2 separate regions of the Mus musculus genome follow, and region 1 is linked to region 2. A link is a loop called in an ENCODE intact Hi-C map of the cell type or tissue named here. Cell type or tissue: left cerebral cortex. All regions are shown on one strand. Links, peaks and the distances in the headings refer to the core of each region. The heading gives the core; the rest is flanking DNA.

The links. Peaks named below come from ENCODE experiments on the same cell type or tissue, not always from the same donor. Only the 100,000 strongest peaks of a DNase experiment are listed, where the experiment ranks them.
Region 1: a loop joins it to region 2, with 4 times the contacts of the local background. A loop is called at or near these places in 30 of 42 quality-filtered maps.

What each region holds. Positions count from the first base shown.
Region 1 is chr3:100,548,632-100,560,803 of GRCm38, reverse strand. No RefSeq gene overlaps it. Among named protein-coding and RNA genes, the nearest start is that of Gm40106, 13 kb to the right of the region's middle. In left cerebral cortex, for the core only: a CTCF peak has its summit at 5,748 (motif pointing right); a DNase peak (open chromatin) is centred at 5,723.
Region 2 is chr3:100,183,852-100,196,023 of GRCm38, reverse strand. It overlaps Gdap2 (ganglioside-induced differentiation-associated-protein 2), which reads right to left. Exons shown (of 14, transcript NM_010269.3): 7 at 9,295-9,454; 8 at 7,991-8,150; 9 at 5,062-5,138; 10 at 4,321-4,397; 11 at 1,395-1,534. Among named protein-coding and RNA genes, the nearest start is that of Gdap2, 27 kb to the right of the region's middle. In left cerebral cortex, for the core only: a CTCF peak has its summit at 6,310 (motif pointing left); a DNase peak (open chromatin) is centred at 6,308.

The DNA of each region.
Region 1 (12,172 bases), core at 2,648-10,647, 360 kb before region 2:
GCCATAGGGCCTGATACAGCATAGCTGCCACACTCCACAGAGCTCTGTGGTGCCTCTGTCAGCCAGTCCACAGCTTGCTCAACTGGAACCAAGACATCAGGTTACCTGTATTGGCTTTTCCTGTTCATTTGCTATTAACATTGCATGTCTCTTCTCTCTTTCTTCTTTCCCTCCTTCGTCCTCCTCTCCTCTCACCCACCCATCTCCACCTCTAGGGTCAGACCTGCAAATGCTACAGAGACTTCTATCTCTGCTCCATCTGTTCCCAAGGAGCAAGGCCTGGGTCCTGAGCATCTCTATACTATAGTGTAGACCCAGCCCTGCCCACATAGCCCATCCCACTCTAGTAGAACTGCTACTGAAGTTGGCTGGAGGGAGGGGAACTTTGTGGTCTCAAACGCCATGGCTTCACTGTTCCGTTCCAAGGCTCATAGTTTTCCCTGAACAGTTAGACATGAGTGTTTTATATCTGTAACCAGTCTCTAGCATCCTAAAATGCTTATTTGCGTTTTTATTTTTTTTTAATAGCCTCTTTAGGAGGAAAGAAGTTGTTGAACTTCTAAAAATAAGTTCCTATTTTTCTTGCTCCAGTATGACTAAACATTTTACAGAGCCTTCCTTGGTTTCCCTACCTGCAGGCTCTCCCATCCCACACTGTCTCCATCACATTCTGCCTTGCATGGCATCCACATAAGGACACGTCTTCACCTGGTTAACCACAGTGTAGTTGCTTCTTAACAGACTAGACTGAGCATCATTTTACTCCAGGTACTTGTGGACTAAACACCCCAGTCCTTGGGCCCCAAACTCTTCCCATCAGACCAGATCACCTTATTTAAGGGTGACCACAGTCCACTCTCTCGTTTCTGCATTTTCTGTCATCCGAACATTGCAAAAGCCATTTAAATCTAGCCATGAGAAAAGAGCTAAGTCAAGCTCATTTTGTCTGTTGTTGGTTTGTTTTGTTTTTGTTTTGTTTTTTGGTACTGTGGCTGCACTGCGAGCTTGAAGACAGGCTTCGGTAGGGAGAACAGTGAAATCTAGCCAGTAAGAAGCTGGCCAAAAATTGTACTTTAATCTTCCCCTGGCTGAGTGGAGTAAACCTGTAGGCAAGTTAGTCAACTTTGGGTATAATCTTATTTCCTGTGAAATGGATCTGGGCTAGAAAACTTGAAAGTGACTCATGGCATACTGTTTCAAAATCTAACCTGCTTGCCAGCAGCTGTATACAGAAGTCAAAATAAAACCCATGCCTTCAGACAAGGACTGGCTAGCTTCATACTGGAGAGTGTATGTTCGAGTGCGCAGGTGTGTGTGTGTGTGTGTGTGTGTGTGTGTGTGTGTGTGTGTGTCTCGCACATGCGCGAGTGTGACGTTCACACTTGAACATTAACAAGGGATGCCAAGATTTTCGTCACGCTTGGCATAGGTGTGGAAAATGAAGGGGTTCTCATCATTTTCATTGGGGGAGGGTGCCATGGGGCACCTGTGGAGGTCAGGGGATGACTTGCAGGGACTGGTTCTCTCCTTCCAGCTCTGGGTTCTGGAGATTAAATTCAGGACATCAGTCGGGCTGTTGGGACTACTCAGAGCAGTTAAGTCGGCTCTTCCAAAGGGCCTGGGTTTAGTTTCCAGCAACCATGAGGCAATCTACATCTTGTTTACAACTTCAGTTCCAAGGGATCCCATACTCTCTCCTGGCCTCCATGGGAACCAGGTACTCAGGTGGTAGACAGATATACATGGAAGGCAACACACACACACACACACACACACACACACACACACACACACACTCACTCACACATTTAAAACATAAACCCTCAGGTATTAGCTCTTCTTTGAAAGTCTGGTAGAATTCCTCACTAACGCCATCTGCCTTGGGCTTCTTTTGGTTGGGAGGTTTTTAATGACTTTTTCTATTTTTTTAGGGGATATGGGCCTGTTTAGATAGTTTACCTGCTCCTGATTTAACTTTGGTACGTGTTATCTGTCTAAAAAATCATCCATTTCATCTAGATTTTCCAGTTTTGTTGAGTATAGGCTTTTGTAGTAGGATCTGATGGCTTTTTTAATTTCCTCAGTGTTTGTTGTTATATATCTCTCTTTTCATTTCTGATTTTGTTAATTTGGCTACTGTCTCTGTGCCTTTTAGTTAGTTTGGCTAGAGGTTTTCTCAAAGAACCTGCTTTTGGTTTTGTTGATTCTTTGTATGTTCTCTTTGTTTCTATGTGGTTCACCGAGTTTGACTATTTCCTGCTGCCTACTCAAAAAACAGCAGGCTTAGGGCAGATTGAGCCAGAGTAGAGCAGAGGGAGAGGAAACCAGAGATAAAACAGGTTAGTCACTTAAGACTCACGGTCTCTTCTGAAAACTAATTCTAATCTTGAGCAACAAAGAAGCCCCAAGAAGACAGTGGCATTACAAAATGACCTGTCTGCCTGTTTTCAAGGGGTTCCTTTGGTTTCTGGGTGCTGAATACAGTATATGGGAGCCATAGTTGGAAGAAACAGAGCAGCTGGGTGGGAGGAGGGTACTGAAACGAGCCGGAAGAGAGCATTGTTGACTTAGAGCAGCAGTGTAGACCATGGATTTGTTCCATGCATTTGGGAGACAATAAGAGAAGTCAGGCCGGGTGGTGGTGGCACACACCTTTAATCCCAGCACTTGGGAGGCAGAGGCAGGCGGATTTCTGAGTTTGAGGCCAGCCTGGTCTTCAGAGTGAGTTCCCAGGACAGCCAGGGCTACACAGAGAAACCCTGACTCGAAAAACCATGAAAGAAAGAAAGAAAGAAAGAAAGAAAGAAAGAAAGAAAGAAAGAAAGAAAGAAAGAAAGAAAGAAAGAAAGAAAGGAAGGAAGGAAGGAAGGAAGGAAGGAAGGAAGGAAGGAAGGAAGGAAGGAAGGAAGGAAGGAAGGAAGGAAAGAAAAAGAAAAAAAAAAAAAAGTCAGACTTCATGCCAAAGCTTTTGACCAGAGCCACTAGAAGAGGTGTTACTACTTACTGAGAAGGGACTTTAGGAATCTACTCTTGACCCTGTTAATGTTTTTATGTCCTGGACAATGAATAGAAGAAGCTAACAAGCCTAGAGTTCAGGTGAGGCTCAGGAAGAGAGACATTTGCGCACTTAACAGCATGTATCCCTGGAGACTTGTCTGGGCAACTTGGGGTGATTAGGGCAACCAATAGAGACAGAAATCATTCAAGGGCTTGGTCTCCCCCCTCCCCCTCCCCTCTCCTTTCCTTAGATTTATTATGTATACAGTATTTTGCCTGCATGTGTACCTGCAGGCCAGAATTCATTATAGATGGTTGTGAGCCTCCATGTGGTTTCTGGGAATTGAACTAAGGACCTCTGGAAGAGCAGAAAGTGTCTTAACCTCTAAAACATCTCTCCAGCCCAACAAAGGGCTATTTCTAATTTGACATTTTGCTATTAATAAAACTGACCAAAAGCCACCTAGGGAAGAGCTAGTTAATTTGACTTTACTCCAGGTCACAATCCATCGTTGGAGGAAATCAGGACAGGGACACAACAACAAGGGATGTTGCTTATTGACTCATATTCAGCTAGGTTTCTTAAACAGCCCAGGCTCTCCTGCCTAGGGGGGTAGTACTGCCTGAAGTGGGCTGGGCTCTCCTACATCTATTAGCAATCCAGACAGTGTCCTCACAGATGCTCACAGGCCAATCCAATGGAGATAATTCTTCAGGTGAGGTTTCCTCTAATCAGCAACTCTAGGCTGTACCTAACTGGCAGAGAAAATGAGCCAGGATAGGCTGAGACCCAAGTACCCAGTGATCACATGGCATATGGTGGAAGGAAGGATCCTGAAAAGTAGGAAGAGGAGAACCTAGCAGCCAAGATGCAGGGTGGGTATGAGCCACGACCATTCCTAGAGGCTGTGAAAGTGACAGGATCTGGATATGGGATGGTGGGTGTGGTACCAGCTTAGAGAAGGTTTGGATAAAATAGAAGATGTGGAGACCAATGCGAACAACTTTTTGCAGGCATTTGCTTCAATTGAGAAGCATAAAAGTGAGAGGAAACCAGGAAAACTCTGTGTGTGTGTGAGTGTGTGTGTGTGTGTGTGTGTGTGTGTATGTGTACATGTGTTACTGTGGTTGGAGTGATCTGTAGGAGCCATCACTCCATCATCTTAGGGAGAGAGTGGTCATGGCCTCTAGAATTTGGTCCTCTGGCCTTTTGTCACTAGGAGACAGGAAAGAGGGAGTGAAGTGACTGGTGAGGTTAGTGAGAGGCTGGAGGAGCTCCCAAGACCTGCTCTTTCTCAGTGTAGTGGGGAAGGAGAGAGGTGGTGTCAGGGACAAGTGACTAGAAGACTGTTTCACAGGAACGTGGACTTCACAGGACTACCAGAACCCAAAATGGGTGCTCTGACAATTCTCCCATCACAGGCAACTTTAAAAAGCCAAATGAAATTCCAGGGAAAAGGGGAGATGGGACAGCCCTCATTTTAAAAACAGCATTAAATAATTAAAAATTAATGATGTGCTTATTAAACCAAAGTACTAAAATATGGCTTGAGTAAAGCCAAAGAAGGAAGCCCTGAACTCGGTCCAGCCAACCATGACCTGAGGGCTTGTGCTAATGTGGAGAAGCACCTAGGGTGCCTTGAACATGTGTCTCAGCTGCTCACCTACTTTCTAGCTCATCCAGGCATGAGGAAGGGCTCTGCTGTCTACTGGGCCAGGATGCCTAAAGGCCCAGGTTTGAGCAAGCACTTGTATGTAACCTAGAAACTGAATCAGTTTGTTTGGAGGTACCAGCCTTGGGAACAGGAAGTCTTTGGGCAAAGAAGAACAGAAGAGAAAGGAAAAGGAAGATGGGTTCAGTGTGGGAGCTGGGCACTGCCGAGCTAGCCTCTGAATATCCAGGGCCCCTTGAGCTTCCTGTCCCCAGCCTGTCCTTCAGAGGCTGTTTCCCCTCACAGGGCAGTGCATGGCTTCCAGCCCCTCATTTTTTTTTTTTTTTTTAGCCTCATTGCTTCCTGCTTAGCAACTTGCACTGTATTAGCAGCAAAATAGGTGTCTGGGGGTAGCTGATGGGGAAGGAAAATAAACTGAGCCCTGGGCAGGCTGGACAGAAAGTGTGCTCACATGATGACGTGTGTAGGCCGGATGCAGGGATACCGAGAGGCGGGCGTTGCACCTGTGAGGATACCAGCATTTGTGGATACATGGTTCACTCTGTGTGACCAGTCAGAAGGATTGGGTATGGTGGGGTGCAAGACAGCACCCATCCATCCCACTGACTGAGCTCAGCTCATGGAGACAAGGAGAAAGGCTTATCCTACTGCATCTAGCAAGCAAGCAAGGCCAAGGCCAAAGGCAGCTAACCTTGTGAGCCTGGCCTGCACAAAGAACCAGCGCCATATCACCTCCTTTTTCCGGACAAGAGAGGCCACATCTCCCAGGAGGCTATGGTCTGTGTGCTGGGTTCCTTCAGTGAATGGAGCAGAAGCCATTGGCTAGGTAGGCATAAGAGATATATGAGAAGGATTCAGTCTTCAGAAAGCTGGAGACCTTGGCTTACAGGGTGGATAGATATCAGGGCCTGAGGATGCTGAGCTTACAGAACCCCACCCAGGCAGTAGTTCTTCTGTCAAGCATGGTGATAGTATTTATCCCCTTCCCACCAGCCTAGTATCTGTCTCTATCACGGTGGGGTGCATAGCCACCGCTGATCTATAGGAATATCCGATAGATCTATGACTTCCCAGCAGAGGGAGCTTTCCACCCTTTGAGACACAGAGAAAGGAAAGTTGTCAAACTCAAAAGGCCACCAAGGGGACTGTGAGTAGTGGGAACCACCACCTCAAGGACGAATACTACCTGCAAAGTCAGACACCTGGGTTCAAGTCCTGGGCCATTCACACCTTCTCTCTGTGAGCCTGATCCACACATACAACATCTCTCTCCGCCTTTTGTTATTTGTGGTTAATATTACTCACCTTCTCACAGAGTGGGGTGGAAATTAACTAGTACCCCACATGACATCACAAGGCCCTGCCAGCTGAGGCTCAGCCCATCATCTTCCATTTTTACCCTCAGTCAAGGGTAGAGGGGCCCAGGACTTCACCCAGGGACTTACCTGACACCTCCCATGCTTGTTGAAAGGTAGAAGGTAGTTATGCCCAATCCTGAGAAGTCTATAAAATTCTTCTGCAGTCAGGGACTTGCCATCAGGAGTGGAATATACTAGGTCCTGGTAGTCCAGTCCTTTCTAAGAGGGCAGATGTTCTGCTAATAACATCAGGGATCAGCCTCGTTATCATACACAGTAGATTTGGTCCTAGAATCACGTTTTTTTAGATGAGGGACTGGACTGTAGGCCACCAATCAGCTTGAACAAAGGCAAAGACTCCGCCTACTAGGCACGTCCAGAAGGGCCCACTGAGTCCTGGGAGCCTTCTCTGAAAGCCAGCACTACTGGAAGAGCTATAGGGATCCTGTCTTTTCTCCATATCTGGGGCATTTCTTCCACATCTCCACAGCCTGAGCAGAGCCTGTGACCAGACATAGGTGAGTCTAGCTGGAGCTGGGACTGTCCACCTGGCTCTGTCCGTCTCCTCTCCCTGGCTCACAGATGGCAGCTATGGATCTGTAGTCAGAGGAGCTGTGGCTCTGAGGTTACTCTCCACAAAGACTCGGGGTCCACAGACTTCCAGCAGTCCTATGAACATATCCTTGAGCCATCCCTTAAGATCACAGAAAACTGGGATATCCTGGAAAGCTCCCAGGGCCTGTGAGGATGTTCTCAAAGGGCACCTGCTTGACACAAGCTCGCAGGTCCCTCTGGGCACGCAGGGGCGCAAGTTTCAGACCAATTCCCCGGAAATGATCGCCTGTTTGCAAAGGGCACCCGGAAGCTGCGCACAACTGGCTCAGGTGAGGGCCAGCCCACTGCTTTGTAGCCCTTGGAACAAAGTGTTTCTAAGAAGCATGAAATGAAACGTTCTGAAGGCTGGTATTTTTCCACTTGGCAAATACCTATGATTTATAGGCACAGGGTGCTCCGGTTCACTCTATTCCGGATCTTCCTCTGACCACATTCCATCCGCTCAGCTGGGGCACAAGGGCTAGGGAATCACTAGCCCCCCATGAAGACCCCCTTGTGTCCTGCCCCCTGTGGCTGAGGAAGTGGCCTGAACAGGGTCCACAGCCACCCAGACCTATACCTCAGGGACCATTCAAGTGGCTCTAGAAACAGAACAGAGCATTCCCGAGCTCCAACCAGAGCCAGCTGATCCTGGAGACCCCACTTGGCTTGGTTTCTAGGTTCCCACCATTTCAATGCAGAAGAGCATGGGGCTCATCGGCACACTATATCCTCAAGGGGAAGTTGTCCCTGCTTGGTCATAGTGGTAATGAGGTTCTTGGAACTTGGACATTGTAATCTGCTACTTGGCTGTTCCATTGGGTTGAATCAGAGCGCCCCACCTCTCCCCCACACACACATCCCCACGGCTGCAAAGAGATAATTTTTGTTGATAATTTTAAAATCAAAGCCTTCTGTTGATAATTTTAAAGTCTGGTTTGCGTTGGGGAAAACATAAAGGCTGAAGAAATTTCAGCTGGAGTTAGTGCGACAATGGGGTTAACTGAACTGAGCAAGCCTTGATGGAGCACATGTTCCTGGAAGGTTGCTGGACCTGCAGCCGGCTGTGGAGGTAAGGAGACCTGTGTGGTGTCCTCTGTGCACAAAGACCTCAGTCTACACAAGCCCAAACCAGGGACCCTCCTGGACCCCACAGGAGAGGCATGCTACATAGCAGGCAGAAATCCGAGAGTCAGAAGCACTTCATGAAAAAGGTGACAAGAAAGATGGAAGAATCCCCTACAAACAAATATAAGAATACAGAAAAGGGAAGAGGCAGACTTAGTCACTGAGAACAGCCTCCCTACCTTAGCATTCTCTTCCATGTCTGTGGTCTACCTTTCTCTCTCTCTTCCTAACCTGGACTGTTCACACTCATTCATATAGTCCTCCATCACACACACCCCAGATATTTACAAAGCTTGGCATGTCTGGAGCACAATTCTAAGAGTGAGACAGCAGCTCTGGAATTTGTACATTCTCTTGCTGGGTAGAGACAGGTGGCAACAAATGAATGAGCTGATGATATATTGTAATGCCAGTCTTGGTAAGAGTGAGAATAAGGGAAACAGGACTGGGCAATCATGGATGCTCATCAGGGAAGGCCCCATGCCTTATTTTAAGATCTATTTATTTTTATGCATGTGTATTAGTGTGGGCCTGCTTGTCTGTATGTGTACCACATGCAAACAGGTGCTTGTGAAAGCCAGAAGAGGGCATTAGATTCTCTGGAACTAGAAATACAAGTGGCTGGGAAGAGTGTGTGTGTGTGTGTGTGTGTGTGTGTGTGTGTGTGTGTGTTGGGGAGTGCCGGGGGGGGGGGCGTGTCTCTGCAAACACCAAGGCCTGAAGAGTGATGATCCACCACATGAGGCTTAGCTGGTGCTGAGTCACTCTTCTAGAGCTGACCCCGGGCTGTTTATTTTTGTCATATTGAAGTACAGTACAATTTTAGGAAAAGGTTTTCTTTTGTTTTGTTTTTGTTGTTGTGTTTGTTTGTTTGTTTGTTTTTGTTTTTGTTTTTTTGGTAACGGTTATCACAATAAAGCTTAAGACTACATTGAAACTCTTTTGCAAAGTACATGTGACCCCTTCCATTAAGATGGTACCTATATTTCAAGTCCCTAAGGGAGGATCTAGTGTGGTCTTGCTCATCAGGTCACCGAGCTATACACAGGACATGTGACATCTCTCTTAAGGATGGGCTCTCTTGAGTGGAAAGGCTAAAGATAATGGTCTAGGGAAGAAGAGTTTGGGATAAACATCCTAGTCTGGGGGGTTCAGGAGTGGCCTGGTCCTCCAGCTAGCACAGGTCATCAGGCTATTAGCTATCCTGCTCCCAGCCATCTTCCAGGTGGACATGGATGTACACCTCCTCTGTTGGCAGAGAAGATAACCCTATGTGTTTAACACTCCTCTTTTCTCTAGTGTTATCTGTGAGCACAGGGACCCCATGCCCTTTGTGGGTGCTAGGAATGGAACCCAGGTCCTTTGCAAGTGTTCTTCTCCAGTCCTCTGCAAATCATTTCAAATAAAATAACAAGGGAAGTTCATCTAATGAGGAAACCTCTTTTAGACAAGGATCTAAGCTGCATAGAATGCCAGGATAGGCCATGGGGATCTCTGAGTACACCCGGGGAACTCTGGGCCAAGACCGTTGCAGGGAGATAAAGCAAGCATACAGGGCCTGCTTTTGGATAGGACAACAGTGAATGAGCAGAGGATGAGATAATTAGGCTGCCAGGACAAGGAGGGCCCGATCACGAGGAGGCCCAAATAGAAGCCCAGATTCTATTCAGAGGACGGTAGGAGCCAGTGAGGGCTTGAACACGGGGTGACATGGGCTGCTTCACACTTCCATGTGATCCTCTTAGAAGATTTCTATGGGTCTAGGGTTCAGAATGAACTTTAAGAGGCTGGAGAGGCGGGAGAGGTGAGTCAGCAGTTAAGAGAGGTGGGAGAGGTGAGTCAGCAGTTAAGAGAGGTGGGAGAGGTGAGTCAGCAGTTAGGAGAGGTGGGAGAGGTGAGTTAGCAGTTAAGAGAGGTGGGAGAGGTGAGTCAGCAGTTAGGAGAGGTGGGAGAGGTGAGTTAGCAGTTAAGAGAGGTGGGAGAGGTGAGTCAGCAGTTAAGAGAGGTGGGAGAGGTGAGTCAGCAGTTAAGAGAGGTGGGAGAGGTGAGTCAGCAGTTAAGAGAGGTGGGAGAGGTGAGTCAGCAGTTAAGAGAGGTGGGAGAGGTGAGTCAGCAGTTAAGAGAGGTGGGAGAGGTGAGTCAGCAGTTAAGAGAGGTGGGAGAGGTGAGTCAGCAGTTAAGAGAGGTGGGAGAGGTGAGTCAGCAGTTAAGAGAGGTGGGAGAGGTGAGTCAGCAGTTAAGAGCGTTTGCTGCTCCTACAGAAGACTGCAGTTGGTTCCCAGCACCCATATCAGTCGGGTCACAACTTCAGTGATTCTAGCTCCAGAGATGCCTTCTTTTGACCTTCTTGGGTCTCACACACACACACACACACACACACAGATAGATAGATAGATAGATAGATAGATAGATAGATAGATAGATAGATAGATAGAAGTAAGACGATGTTTTAAAATAATGAACTCTAGCAGATCAAGGAAGGAAGCAAAGAGAAATTATGGAATTTGGTAGAAACAAACTCCAAAGTTGGCGTCTCTGATGGGGAGAGCAGTCTGGGGAAGAGTACGGTTGAGGAGCTGGACTGGAGAGCATCACTTTGACTTGCGTATGAAGTTCTCCTGCAGAAGCTGGGCGCATGCACAGGCATCGCTGGTAGATGACTGTGAGCCAGCATCCCCAGACCTGATGGCTAGGACAGGCCCGGAACCCTTGCCAGGTGAGCATGAGTAGAGTTCAGGTGTGCGCCTGCCCCGGGGAGCACACTCATCTTCCCAAAGAACCAGCGTTTGGCTTTGTTCATTTGCTCCTCTTGGTTTCCTATTTCATTCATGTCCGTTCTTTATCTTCATTATTTGCTTCCTTCTATTTTCTTTAGAGGTGTTTATTCTTTCTCTAACTTAGAGGTGTCCTCACTTCATTTTTGCCTTCTTTTCTATGCATGTAGTTAAGACTCAGAAGATTTTGGATATCACATACTCTGCGGTCCATGGGTTCTGACCAACACTGATCCCACCGTCATTTAGCTCTTGTGTGTGTGCAGGCACACATATGCTGTTGTTAGTATTTCCTAATGAAGTGTGCACTGACCGCTCTCCTGTCTTATCTCATGCAGGGATATAATTGCAAAGGCAAGCTTACTGCAGAAGAACAGTGACAGGCAGATTTGAGTAACAAGTAGAAAACAAACAACAAACAAACAAACCAAAAGCCAAAAACAAAACAAAAAAATGAGACATGTTGAACGTGAATTTATCCAGAGCACAGTAAACTAGTGTAAAAATACAGGGTGGGGGATGAGGCAGGGGGATGAAAGTGAGGGTAAGAGCCAAAATACCTGAGAAGGTTAGCATGTCTGATTGGAATCCTGAAGGCACACAGAGCGGACACAAGGCAGTGTAGAAGGAGAGTATAACAAAGACTGGAAACAGAGATGAGTCCTCAGACCCAGGAAGTATAATGTATCTTAAATGGGACAAACAAAAAGAAATCCGTGCCTAGATACACTACAATTAAATGGCAACACATCTTCAAGACAGCCAGGAATAAAAAGGGCAACTGCTTACAGAAGAGGGCAGTTAGAATTACAATGGCAGCTGACTTCTCACCACAGCAACAGAGACACATAAATGTTGGGGGAAATAGATATTAACCTAGAATTGCATATCTAGTGGCAGAATTGGGAATCGTGAAACCCTAAGGGTGGGATATTTATAGAAAACAAAATTGAGAGGCCTTTCCACCAAGAGAATGGTTCTAAAAGATTAATCTTGTCTGGGGTAGTGGCACAAGCCTGTAAGTCCAACACCTGAGGTGCTGAAGCAGGAGGGATGTATGTGTGGTACCACCAGGGGCTACATGGTAAGACCCAGGCTTAGCAAACAAAACAAGTGAGTGAGGTAGCTCAACAGGGAAAGATACACACACACACACACACACACGCACACACACACACACACACACACACACACACACACACACACACCAATGGCAGTGCTAGTGACATTTTCCTAAACAGAAGGCCAAAGGCCTAAATAAAAAGATTCTTATCTAAGCCTAAGGGTGGGTTTCTATTTACTAGAAAAGCAAACCTTTTAAGGCCCTTTCTGTTCATCAGGAACCTCTCTTATAATCCTCCAGGAACCACCCATAATCCTCCCAGAACCTCACTTAGCCTTCCTCTAAAAGTCAACTACCTTGGATACCTATTTCCTGATCAGTCCAGACACCTGTATTAGCTCCACCCTGCTGACTACCATGTAAAATCTGCTTGATTTTCTACCATTCCATCCTCTCTGCTCCCCTCTACCAGATGGCTTTGGTAGTTTGATCCCCAATAAATCTTTCTACCTACAGAGCGGTCTAGTCGAATAGTTTCCCTGTGCCTTGCTTATACCTGGGGGGCTCGTGGTGGACAGAATTTCC
Region 2 (12,172 bases), core at 1,730-9,729:
GCATGTTTTAGGAGGCACATCTTAAGACTTTGTTGTCCAGTAGTTTAATAATCTCCAGTGAGTCATAAGACGTCAATTGTAAAGGACTTCAGAGAACTATCAGGACAATTATTCTAGCTGAGGGCAGTGTCAGTTGAAGGGCTAGCTAGAAACAGGAGTAGGTATACAATGGAGTACAGCTTCATTATAAAATACTTTAAAGCACATTAAATGAGTGTCTGTTAGCTAATGAAAGCATTGTATTGCTAATTAAGATGAGATTTGATGGTGGGTGGAAGGCAATGGAAATTTATGGTAATTTACCTTCTTTGTTCCCTAACTGTATAATGGTTTTTCAACCCAACCAATAAAGATAATGTGATGCTACAAATAAAATAGCAACCAAGAGGATAGAATAATCTTTTTATTTAGGAAATGTATCACCCAGAAAATCCTTATAGCAAGGGAAACATAATTTAATGAAAAATTTCTAGCAGCAAGTCAGTAGTCTATTAAATCTAAATTCTGTATATAAAATTGTGATACCTTGGGCAATAAATAACCACTACTGCTTTTTTCTTCTACCTTCTGGTATAGAAACATTAAAAGACACAGGGACAGTGAATGGGACTGACGACAGGCTCCAGTGCCATAAAGCCTATCATACGCAGTGCCTCTCCTCCCTTGTCAACCTTGTTACCAATGTATGGACTGCGTCTGCCCCTCATCCCCTGCCACAGGGAAAGCTTCTCTAGGTACAGGCTAAAGTCAGGATGGTTCCAGAGACAAAGACAGATGATCCGATCTTACGTGGGAAAGTCCACTTAAACCACAGAAAGAAATAGTAAAAAGATTCAGTCTTCAAGACTCATCAGCCTCAAATTCCCCCCAGCCCCATAAATGCATAAATGCCTGCTCTTTTCTGTCAGTGGACAGCCTGAGTTCCCTCTTGCTTCTCTCCTCTTCTTGTTCCAATGAAAACCTTTGCCTGTGAGTTTATGTCCAGTTTCTATTTCTATGTATAATCACAGGGGTAAGTTTCCTTGAACCTGCTACTAGTATCTCTCCCAACAGACTCACTGGCTACCGGATCAAGTTAAATAATGTCTATAAGTATACTCAGATATGTACTACATTAACACACCATAGCAACCAAGGCTGTACTTCCATTATTTATACACAAAGACTGGGTATGACACCAAACCTCTTTCAAAATGGTCAAAGTGAGAAGATTACAAATGAGTTTAGTTTACTACAAAACCCAGGGCTTCTAATAATTAAAGTCTCTAATGCCTATGATAAAAATCTTTGTCACATAAAATATCCTTTCAAAAATATTTACAAATGTCTGCTACTGCTTAGTATTAAAAATATAGAGGTAAAAACTATCTAAACAATTTCCAAAATGAACTAACTTGATGTCAACCACATCGTAGAGTTTCTTCAGGAAGTCGGAGTCCAGGTGATTGTAGTCGCTGGTCAGTGTGTGGAAATACACCAGCACATACTCCTTCACAGCAATGTGATCCATTACATGGATAAAATACAAGAGGGCCTGAGAGAAAGAACAAAGAACCTTTTCACAGGAGTTCACGCCACAGAGGTCAAGACAGGAAGCCCCTCCCCTAAGATTAATCTACAACTTCCTGGAGTTGTGTCGGAAAGAGCAGGTCGGTGAGAACAAGTTCTCTCAGAAAGTGAATCCCAGCATTTAGTGACTCTCAAAGGCTGTGGCACAGTCCTTTTCTGTGATGCTCTAAGAAAGAGGAAAATTAACCTTTGGCCTCTGAAATAAATCTTCAGATACCAGGAAGAGCTCTTGGATCAACTACCAGGTTTCTCCCATCTAGGACAATGATGTCAAAACATTTAGAATTAAGGTTTAGTACTTCTTTTCATTTTAATAAAATCTCTAATTCTTGAAGTTTCTGTTTGCATTCCATCAAGATCTCTACGTTGTTGATCAGACAGACTCAGGGCAAGCCACAGAGCACACGATGTGTGCAGCCACTCCTTCCATGCTCTCACAGAAGCTCATTTTCTTAGCACTTTTAATGCTTATCTGAATGAGCAAAGTGGCAGCCTTTGTGGGCGGCTGGTAACACAGTGGGTAATGCTTCTAGAACTCGAGGATGATCTAATATGACCCTGTTTGGTTAGGGATGTATTCTATTTTAAGAAATCTAAGAGAGACACTAAAAACGAAATGAGAAATATAACCCAAGCACTGGGCTGATGTGACCCAGGGTTTCGGCTGTAAACAACTGCAAAGGGGGAGCTAAGTTACACCAACTGAAGGGATTCATCAACCAGGCTGTTTTCCAATTCCTCCTCAGCACAGTCCTTGGCATTAACATGGATTAGAGACAAACTGCAGGCACAGTAGGCAGAGGACATTAAGAACAGTCGCTTTGTTAATGCTTAAACCTCACAATAAGTCTCATTTTTTAAAATACAAAACGACATATCATTTTATCTGGAATGCTACTCAGCAAAATCAAATGCAGGGTTATGTGTTCTTATTGGTGTAAGTCATACTGCTGATGGTAAGAGTGCACGTCACACAGACTATCAAGAACACAGAGAGCTACATGCAGAATCATACAGTTATAATTCTTACCAGATGAGTCTTTCCTCTTTGTGAATAAGTTTATCCCTAATATTCCCACTGTTCCTCTTATCAGACTAGCTCTTTGTTCTTTTTATCCATTTTTTTACTATTACACTTAAGCAAACTAGGACACTCCTTTTGGCTTCAAATTCTCTATCTTTAAGTTATTCTATTGTTATTTATAGGGCTGGTCAATAAGAAAAACCCGTGGAAGACAAATTCTCCTCAAAACAGGAAAACCCCCTTCTTAAGAAAAAGATTAATTGTATTTTTAATCATGTGTGTGTGTGTATGTGCATATCTGTGCACATATGAGTACACCATGTATATAGGAGCACACAAAGTGGCATCAAGAGTCCTCTATAACTCAGAGAGGTATACAATTGTGGGTCACCCAATGTGGGTGCTGCAAATCAAACTCCAGCCCTCTGGAAGAGATATACCCACTCTTAACTGCTCAAGGAACCAGTTTTGAAATCCTTCTACCTTTTACTTCTACTGACACATCTCTTCTCTGTATTGTACTCACTTCGAACCCTCCCACTCCCACCCCAGTCTTCCTACCACATACTGGAGATTGAACCCAGGGCCCCATGGAGGCTACATGAGCACTGTACTGAGCTATACCTGTAGCATCTTAGAATCATATTTCTTAAGGGTCCCAGAACATTCTATTTGTGAGTACACCATAATCAGCTACTGGGAATTATAGTTCTAATGTTGCAGGTACTTTCTCAGTTTTAACTGTGCTATGTTTACTATGGCTAATACACATGGGTCAGTCACAACTTATTTTCTGTAGTTATTTTGTAATGGAATTGATGTAATGGAATTGATATAAACATTATAATAGAATATCTTTGATCTGTTCTTTGGTAATTTCATACATGTAGTCAGTGTATCATATCCACTCCCCCTGCCTGTTCCGGGCACCCGAACATGCCCTGTTTACGCCCTTTTCTTTTGTAACAATGTACTGAGCAATTGGTGCTGCCCCGAGAATGCTGACTGGGGAGCTCTGTTTAGCTCATGGGCTCAGCTGTCCCTCCAGTGAGGACTCCACACTCAGCAGTTACAGGATTTACAGCTACATCGCCTCTTGGGAGTATGTTCTTAGAAAGTCTCAGGACTGGAATCACTGGGCCGATGGACACAGCTTTTATAGTTTCAATTCATCTCTGCTGACAAGTTCTCTCTAATTCTCAGGGTGAGAAGCGACATTTTGAATTGCCTCTACATATTACTAGTCAGGTTGAACAATTTCTTCCTTTAGCTTAACAGTTTCAACGATCTTTTTCTTTTAAGATCATCGACTTCTGTTTTCTGGCCCCATATGAACTATACTCTCTTGCTATCTTGGATAGACTGCAACCTCTGGTATATGCTTTTTAAACAGATACTTAAGTGTTATTTTTTCTTTTTTTTTTCAAAGAAGCTCTCAAGTCTGTATACTTAGGATGCAGGGTACTTCTAACCAAAAGCTTGCTAGTTACATCATACCCAAACAGAATAGCTGTGTTTCTGGAGTAGAATCGGAGCCCTCTGGTGTCTGTTTTTCCTATAGAGGACAAACGAGCCCTAACTTACCAGAAATGACGCACATGGCTTCTCAGGGTTGCTGGTCTACAGACCCATAATTCATCTCACCTGTGCTGAGACCCTAGTTACCGACACTGACTCTTCTTACTTCCTACACCCAGCTGCTTTGCAGCCTAGCATTTATGACTCACCTTGTCCATATCTATCAGTGTCACAGGAATGTTTCTTCCAACTACCACCATCACTGTGCGGCCACAGTTATCTACCCCTGCAAGAGATGATGCAGTCAGGAGCCAAGAACCTCAATACAAGACCAGGCTTTGTCCTGGGCTTTTCATGTGTCTCACTTTATGTATTTGACTACATAAAGGAATTCAAACAATAAGAAATGAGATGCACATGCGTCTCCAATTATACCATTCGATTTCTTTGACTGTTAGGAAAATACTTTTTTTTCTTATGAGATTTTGACCAGAGTCTTGGCCAACATTGTTTAAAGATTTTAAATCAGCATAACCTATACTCTTATTTTTTTTTAAAGAAATACTTTGCTTAAACTCAACATAACTTTAATAATATTAGTGACCCAGGAGACCAAAGTTCTCAACTGAAAATGAGCAGGAAATGCCTGAAACAAAACCCAGTGGAGCAAGTGGGGACTGGAGAGTGCTGTAAGGTTTGAAGTTTGTACTGACAATGCAGAAAACATCCTAACAGAAAAAGCATCCCAGGAACAAAGTGAAAGAGGCACTGTCGAGACCACAAGAACACACTAGAGGTTGATACAGTATGTCTAAGATCCTTGTGATGTCCAAAACCTATTGATGTCAGCACAAAACACTGTATTTACAGAGAAAATCAGAGAAAACCAAGTCTCTCAGAGCACAGAGTCAGATCCTTAATTAGCAAGAATAAGTGATCATTAAGCTCACCTGTTTGGTATAAAGCTTTCAGAGAAGCAATATCAGACAGGTCTTCAGATCTTGCTTGGCATAACCAGCGATTATAACTAGATAAATAAAAGATATAATCATTATAGCAAACATTTGGAAGTTACTTTTTAACAAATGGAACCCATTTTTAATGTTTTTTTTTTTCTGATCACAAAGAACTCAGGCTTCATTACAACAAAGAGTTAGAGGCCACTGCCCCATGCAGAACTGCAAGCCATTGATAGAGGTGCATTAATGAGAAGACGTGTATATAGCAATGACTTGAAAAAATTCTCACTGTAAGTAAAGACTATATAGATAAGTGGCTACAACATCAAGTATTCAAAACAACATAATTAAAGAATATTCTTATTTTTCCTTACTACAAAAATGTAACAAGAAAAGCCTCTGTTGGGTTGCCCTGTCCTGTTTAACATGAGGGCTTTTGTCTTATCGTATCTTGTTTTGTCCTGTTTGGCTGTTGTCTCTTGGAGGCTTGCTCTTTTCTGAGGAGAGAGGGAGAGTGGCTCTGGGGGAGAGGGACGTTAAGAGGGAGCTGGGAGGAGTGTGGGGGGCTGTGGTTGGTATGAGGAGAATCTAGTTCCAATAAAAATAAAAGAAATAATTTAAAAAAGTTCAATAACTAACATATTTGGATAAAGCCCATTGTTCAGCCTGGAAATGCAAGGTTTTCCAGGCCTGATGCAAACGCTGCATCCTGCACTCAGTTATGTCCTTTTGTGTCCTCCTTCGCTATAAATGAAACGGAGCTTTTGTGTGTATACATCGTGCTAGTCTCTGTTTTACTAGATGTACCCCAGCACAGTGCTGGCTATGTTAGCAAGGGCTTAATGAATACTTAATAATTAATGAAACGATGCCTTTGTGTGAGAAGTCCCGTTAGCATCGCAGGCAACCGGGTGCCAATCCTAGCAAGGCCCATATGGAAAGGAACAACCATGAACAACCCATAAACCATGACGTGAGCATTTTAAAAGCGCATATGCGCAGAGTCAGATCACCATGTTTGGCAAGGGAGTCCAGTTTCTTTCTACTGAAAGGAAAATGTTTGCCAGATGGCACTACATTTGACCAAGTTTAGAAACTATTATTTATTAATTAATTATATTTATTTACACCCCAAATGCTGCTCCTCTCTCCTAGGCTCCCCTCTAGAGAAGATGCATCTAATTCTGTTTAGAACCCACTGAGCCTGTCATGTGGTTCATCCTTTGGAAAACTTGTTTACTGGCTCCCTCTAGTGGCCAGTCTGCTTTTTCTCCCAAATAAAATCAGAGGAAAGACCTGGGACTGAGGAGACAACATTTTAATTCTGGCTGGGGAAGAGGGAACCATTTTCTTCAGTGCTGTCACAGTGGCTACGCTGAATGGAATCCAGTTAATAACCTCCCTCCCAGGCTCATGGAGGCAAGGCTACAGAGCAGACAGTCATGAAAGAAGAGGAGGGGCTTCCTGGGAAGGAGGCAGGGAGAGGGAGGGGTGGGTAGGGAAGGGTAACAGAGGTGAAGATGATGGAAATATGTCATAGGAAACACTCAAGGAAATAAAACTTCTATGTTTGTAAGGGACTGCTGAGATGTCTGGTCCAACTCCCATTCAATGACTAGAGACTGGTACCATGGAAGTGCCCTATCGACAGAATGGTACGCTGTGCCACGCTGTGAAAAAGGAAAGCAGCAGAGGCAGGCATTCTGGACCCAACAGGTAAGGCTTGAGAGACATTTGCTTTCATCTGAAACCTGGAGAATGGGTAGGACTGAAGGAGAGAAGATGCTCATAGAAATGAATGGGGCGGGGCGAAGTCAACGCTCAAAGGTCAGTGCACTCACTGCAATCACTCACTGCAATCACTCACTGCAATCACTCACTGCAATCACTCACTGCATCACTCACTGCAATCACTCACTGCAATCACTCACTGCAATCACTCACTGCATCACTCACTGCAATCACTCACTGCAATCACTCACTGCAATCACTCACTGCATCACTCACTGCAATCACTCACTGCAATCACTCACTGCATCACTCACTGCAATCACTCACTGCATCACTCACTGCAATCATTCACTGCAATCACTCACTGCATCACTCACTGCAATCACTCACTGCAATCACTCACTGCAATCACTGTTGCTCACAGCCTATGAGACACTAGTCTTTACCAGCCCTAAGAGGGGATAGATAGCCATGTACAATTTACTTTTTTTTCTTTCTTTTTAAATTTATTTACTATATATAAGTACATTGTAGCTGTCTTCAGACACTCCAGAAGAGGGCATCAGATCTCATTACAGATGGTTGTGAGCCAACATGTGGTTGCTGGGATTTGAACTCTGGACCTCTAGAAGAGCAGTCAGTGCTCTTAACCACCGAGTCACCTCTCCAGCCCCTACTTTTTTTTTTCTTATAAAAATTGGAAAGTAGCCATCTTTACTATTAATCTTTGGGAAAGGTTCCATCTATGATTTTAAAAGGATTTCTTCAGGATGGCTTTAGTGTTAGAAACACTTGGAGAAAATAGAGAAATGTAAAGATCCTTGGGGTAAGTGGGGGAGACATAAAACTCTTCAGCTGAGGAAAACTTTCATGTAAGAAAAATGCAAGCAGAAGCCTTGTAAGTGCTTTCCCATCTCCTAATTTCCATGTTTAGATCGCATGAAGGCACATCAGTTAGAGCCCACAGTGGGGGTAAGAACTCTAAAAGCAGACACACATCTGACCACAGGCTTCCCCACATTAACTGACTCAACTTTTGGCTTTGCATCTAGAGAATTCGGACAGGACCTCCTTCTCGGCCATCGCTAAGGTTAAACAAAAGGAACTCAGATCCTCCTCCTGACCCACACCATCTGTCAGACCCCTCTCCTGACCCACACCATCTAACTGTGGAACAAGCCTGTCTTACTTTCTTTGATGCTGCTTCTGCAGGGCGGCTTCAGACAACTGTCCCTGGAGGATCAACTTTCTTTGCTTGTCAATATCTCCTTCCATCCGAGCAAAAGCATGAGAGCCAATAAAAGACAGATCCACTCCCAAGCCTTCATCCTCATCTTCCTCTTCATTGTCTGCAACAAAAAGTTCCATCAGCAGAGAGCTACAAAAGTGACAACAAAACTAACTGTGAGTGCTATAGGAGGAAAGACTAAGGCAGCAACAGTAACAACAACAAATAACATGACTGAAATAATGAAAGAAAAGGAAGCAGTATGTTCCCTAAGTTGATTTCTGATCAGGACAAGCACTGAGTGGCAAGTCTCCATCCAAGAGGTTCATGATCTTATAGATGTAAAGGCTGAAAGAGCTTCCATCCAAACATACACTCTGCCTATAACTTTCAACCCCCATGAGTATAAAACCTAAAGAAATAACATGGCTATAGTATTCTTAGCTTACTATTTAATGTTAACTGTGACTTTTAGAGGAACTGTTAAAACTGCTCAAAACTTGAAAATTTAAGGTGGTAATATACTCAACTATTGCTTCAACAGATCATGAGTCTCCAAACTCCACTCAGCTGAGCATGTTGCTATGTCCACCTGCAAATCCCCAATACAAGGCCCATGTCTTTGCTGGCTGGTGTTTACCCATACCCTAGCATCCTGAAGGGGAACATTAAGGAAGGCAAATGCTGAACCATTACATAATGCTGGTATAGAAATCGCTATGAAAGTTCCTCAGAAAAACTACAAATTGAGTTACCACTTGACTCAACTATATCATTCCTGAAGATATACTCCAAAGACTTGGTTAAGCGCACCAGAGATATCCACTCATCTGTGCTTATCACTATACTATTCACAACAGTCAAGACCTAGGATCAGCCTAGATATTTGTAAGAGATGAATGGATGAAGTGTGAGACACACATACATACAGACACCAGAGTTTTAGTCACCATAAACAATGAGATTATGATCTACAGAAAACGATGGGACTGGAGATCATTACGTTAAGGAAAATAAGCCAGGTGGTGAAAGACACATATCACTTGGTTTCTTGTTATGAGGAATCCAGATTTCATACAGATGTAACACGAAAGAAAGTGTGTGGGGAGTGAGCACTGCAAGAAGGATCCAGCAGAACAAGGGTGAGGAAAGAGGCTTGGCTATGACAAAGCAAATTCTGCCATGTCTGTATGAAGCTATCAAAGGACACCCACAACCTGTATGTTAATTAAGGAAGATGAGGAGCTTAGAACCCCAGCACTCACCCTCCGAGGCACCGGGTTTCTCACTGATTCTAATTTGCCGCTCGGGCACCACGGGCTCCCCTTCTGCATTTCCAATGTCTGCAGGTAGGTACGGCAATGACCGGATCTCCTCCTTTAATGACCTTGGGAAGTACAGAGGTAGCAGCTTTTGGTAAGTGGCCTGTGTCAGAAAAGTAAGGCGCTGCGTGAAACACAGTGAAGAGCAAAAGCAAACCCACACAGTGATGACTGTGGTCCACGTGCTCTGCAGACCACAGGCCTCACCACTCCCCTCTCAGATGCAAGCTGTTCAAGACCTCGCTCGGCCTATACTTGACAGGGAGAATCGAGCCTCCAGTCAAGTCACAGGAAAGCTTCACCCTGGTCCAGGTCACCAAACCTGGACTGTGAAGGCTGCCACTCCTACCCACACTCACACCCCGTCTGCTAGACTTCCGAAGCACAGGTGCTATACGCGGAAGCTAGTGTACCAGTCTCTATTTGACCCACGTTTAGTTTTTCAGTTTTTTTGTTTTGTTTTGTTTTGTTTTGTTTTGTTTTGTTTTGTTTTGAGGGGGCAGGGGCTGGTGGTTTGAGAGAGGATTTCTCTGTGTAGCCCTGGCTGTTCTGGTACGTGACCAGGCTGGCCTCAAACTCACAGAGATCCACCTGCCTTTGCCTCCTGAGTGCTAGGGTTAAAGGTGTGTGCCACCATTGCCTGGCTAGTTGTTCATTTTTTTTGAAACATTTCTAACTATTTTTTGAAGGTCAGAGAGTTTTCACTCACTCTTAGAAGTTAAAAAAAAAGAGCCTGTGAGATGGCTTCTTAGATAAAGGCCATGGAGTCTGATGGCCTCAGTTTGATCCTTGCGACCTAACTAACATGAAGAGAACTGACTCCTGAAGAGCACTCTCTGATTTCCACATGCACATTTCCCCCAGCCTCCTCCAAAATAAAATATACAAATAAACCTAATTTATAAAACTAATGAAGGCAATGGAGGTGGGAAATGAATGATAACAAAATATAATAACATGATATGAAGATGATGAAACCCACTTTGTAAGCTAACTAAAAATTAACACAGTAGCTACAATGTGCTGAAATAAAAACAGAGTAAGGTATTCTCTATTTTACGATCGATTTTCCCATGTGTGACCCCTGTGATCAGTGATAACACCAGAGCAAATGAAGGTGCTGTGTGCTGGTTGTCTCCACGTCTGCTGAGGCACCCTGCCTCTTCTGCACCCTACTCCCTGCTGCATCGTGACTTAGCATCCCTCAGAAATGATTCTAAACTACAGGGGCTGGAGAGAGGTTAGAGACTATGGCACTTGCAGCTCTTCCAGAGGACCCAGGTTCTGTTCCCAGCATCCACACGGAGCAACTCACAACTGTCTCTAACTATAGGTCCAGGAGATCCAACACCTTCTACCATCTATGGGTACTCACACTTGAATGCACATACGTACACATAAACAAAAGGTAAAATGAATAAATCTTTAAAAAGGACTAAAAGAAGACAGCATACAGGTGATGGAGTTGAGTATCTTGGTCAATTAAATCATTTAAGAAACCAGTATTACACACAGAACTATAGCATTTCCTAAACAGACACCTGGAGACATCAGGTTTGTATCCTACAGAAACCCACATAGGCTGGGTGTGGTGGCATATGCCTTTAATCCTCACACTTGGGAGGCAGTGACTGGCAAATCTGTTGAGTCTGAGGCTGGCTTGATCTACATAGGGAGTAACAGGCTAAAGAAGGCTACAGAGAGAGAGAGAGACCCTTCCTCAAGAAAAAAAGAAAGAAAGAAAGAAAGAAAGAAAGAAAGAAAGAAAGAAAGAAAGAAAGAAAGAAAAGAACCCAGAAACAAGCAAACAAGCAAGCAAGCAAGCAAACAAACAAAACTCAGGCTCAGCATGCCCAGGCACTTGCTGTGCAAATCTGGCCAGAGATCAGTCTGTCAAAATCACAGAAGGTGGAAGGAGAGATCGAATTCCACAAAGCTGATCTGACTCCCACACATGCATCATGGCACACCGGGCACAGGCACACTTACTCACACACACACTCGCATACACACAGAATTTTGAAGAATCAGATACCATAAAACTAACCTGGTGAAATACAGAAGTCAGCGACTGTTACCTAAGTGATGCCCTTAACCCTGTCCAATCACCACTGTCCACCTCCAGAACACTGACGTCACCTCACCCCAACTCCCCAGCAATCGTCTCCCCACAGCTCCTAGTTCCAAAACCTGGGCTGTCAACTGTTCTCCTCAGTGGATGTGACTATTTTCAACATTTCAATAAGACAGAATACACTTTGTAACCTTTTATGTTTGTTTATTCCGGTTAGCATACTGCTACAAGGCTCACCTCCTTACAGGCATCTACACTTCACTCCTCCACGGCTGAACACTTTCTAGTCTATGTATACTCTCCATTTGCTCCTCCAGTCTGCTGCTACTTTCTACTCTTTGGCTACTGACCAAACAACACTATTTTAATATTCATCTTTATGTTAACATTTAAATATTTTCTGTATATACTTAAGAAGCTGCTGTATGCCGGGTGGTGGTGGCGCACACCTTTAATCCCAGCACTTGGGAGGGAGAGGCAGGTATATTTATGAGTTCGAGGCCAGCCTGGTCTACAGAGTGAGCTCCAGGACAGCCAGGGCAACACAGAGAAACCTTGTCTCGAATAACGCGGGGGGTGGGGGTGGGGTGGGGGAGGAGCTGCTGTATTTACTGTAACTTCTTATGTGGCTGGCAGATGGCTTTGTGACAGTGAAGTGGTATCTCACTGTAGTTGTAGTTTTGGTTTTAGTTTCTGTAGTGGTCAATGTTGTGAAGTTTCTTTATCATGGTCATTTGTATAATACTT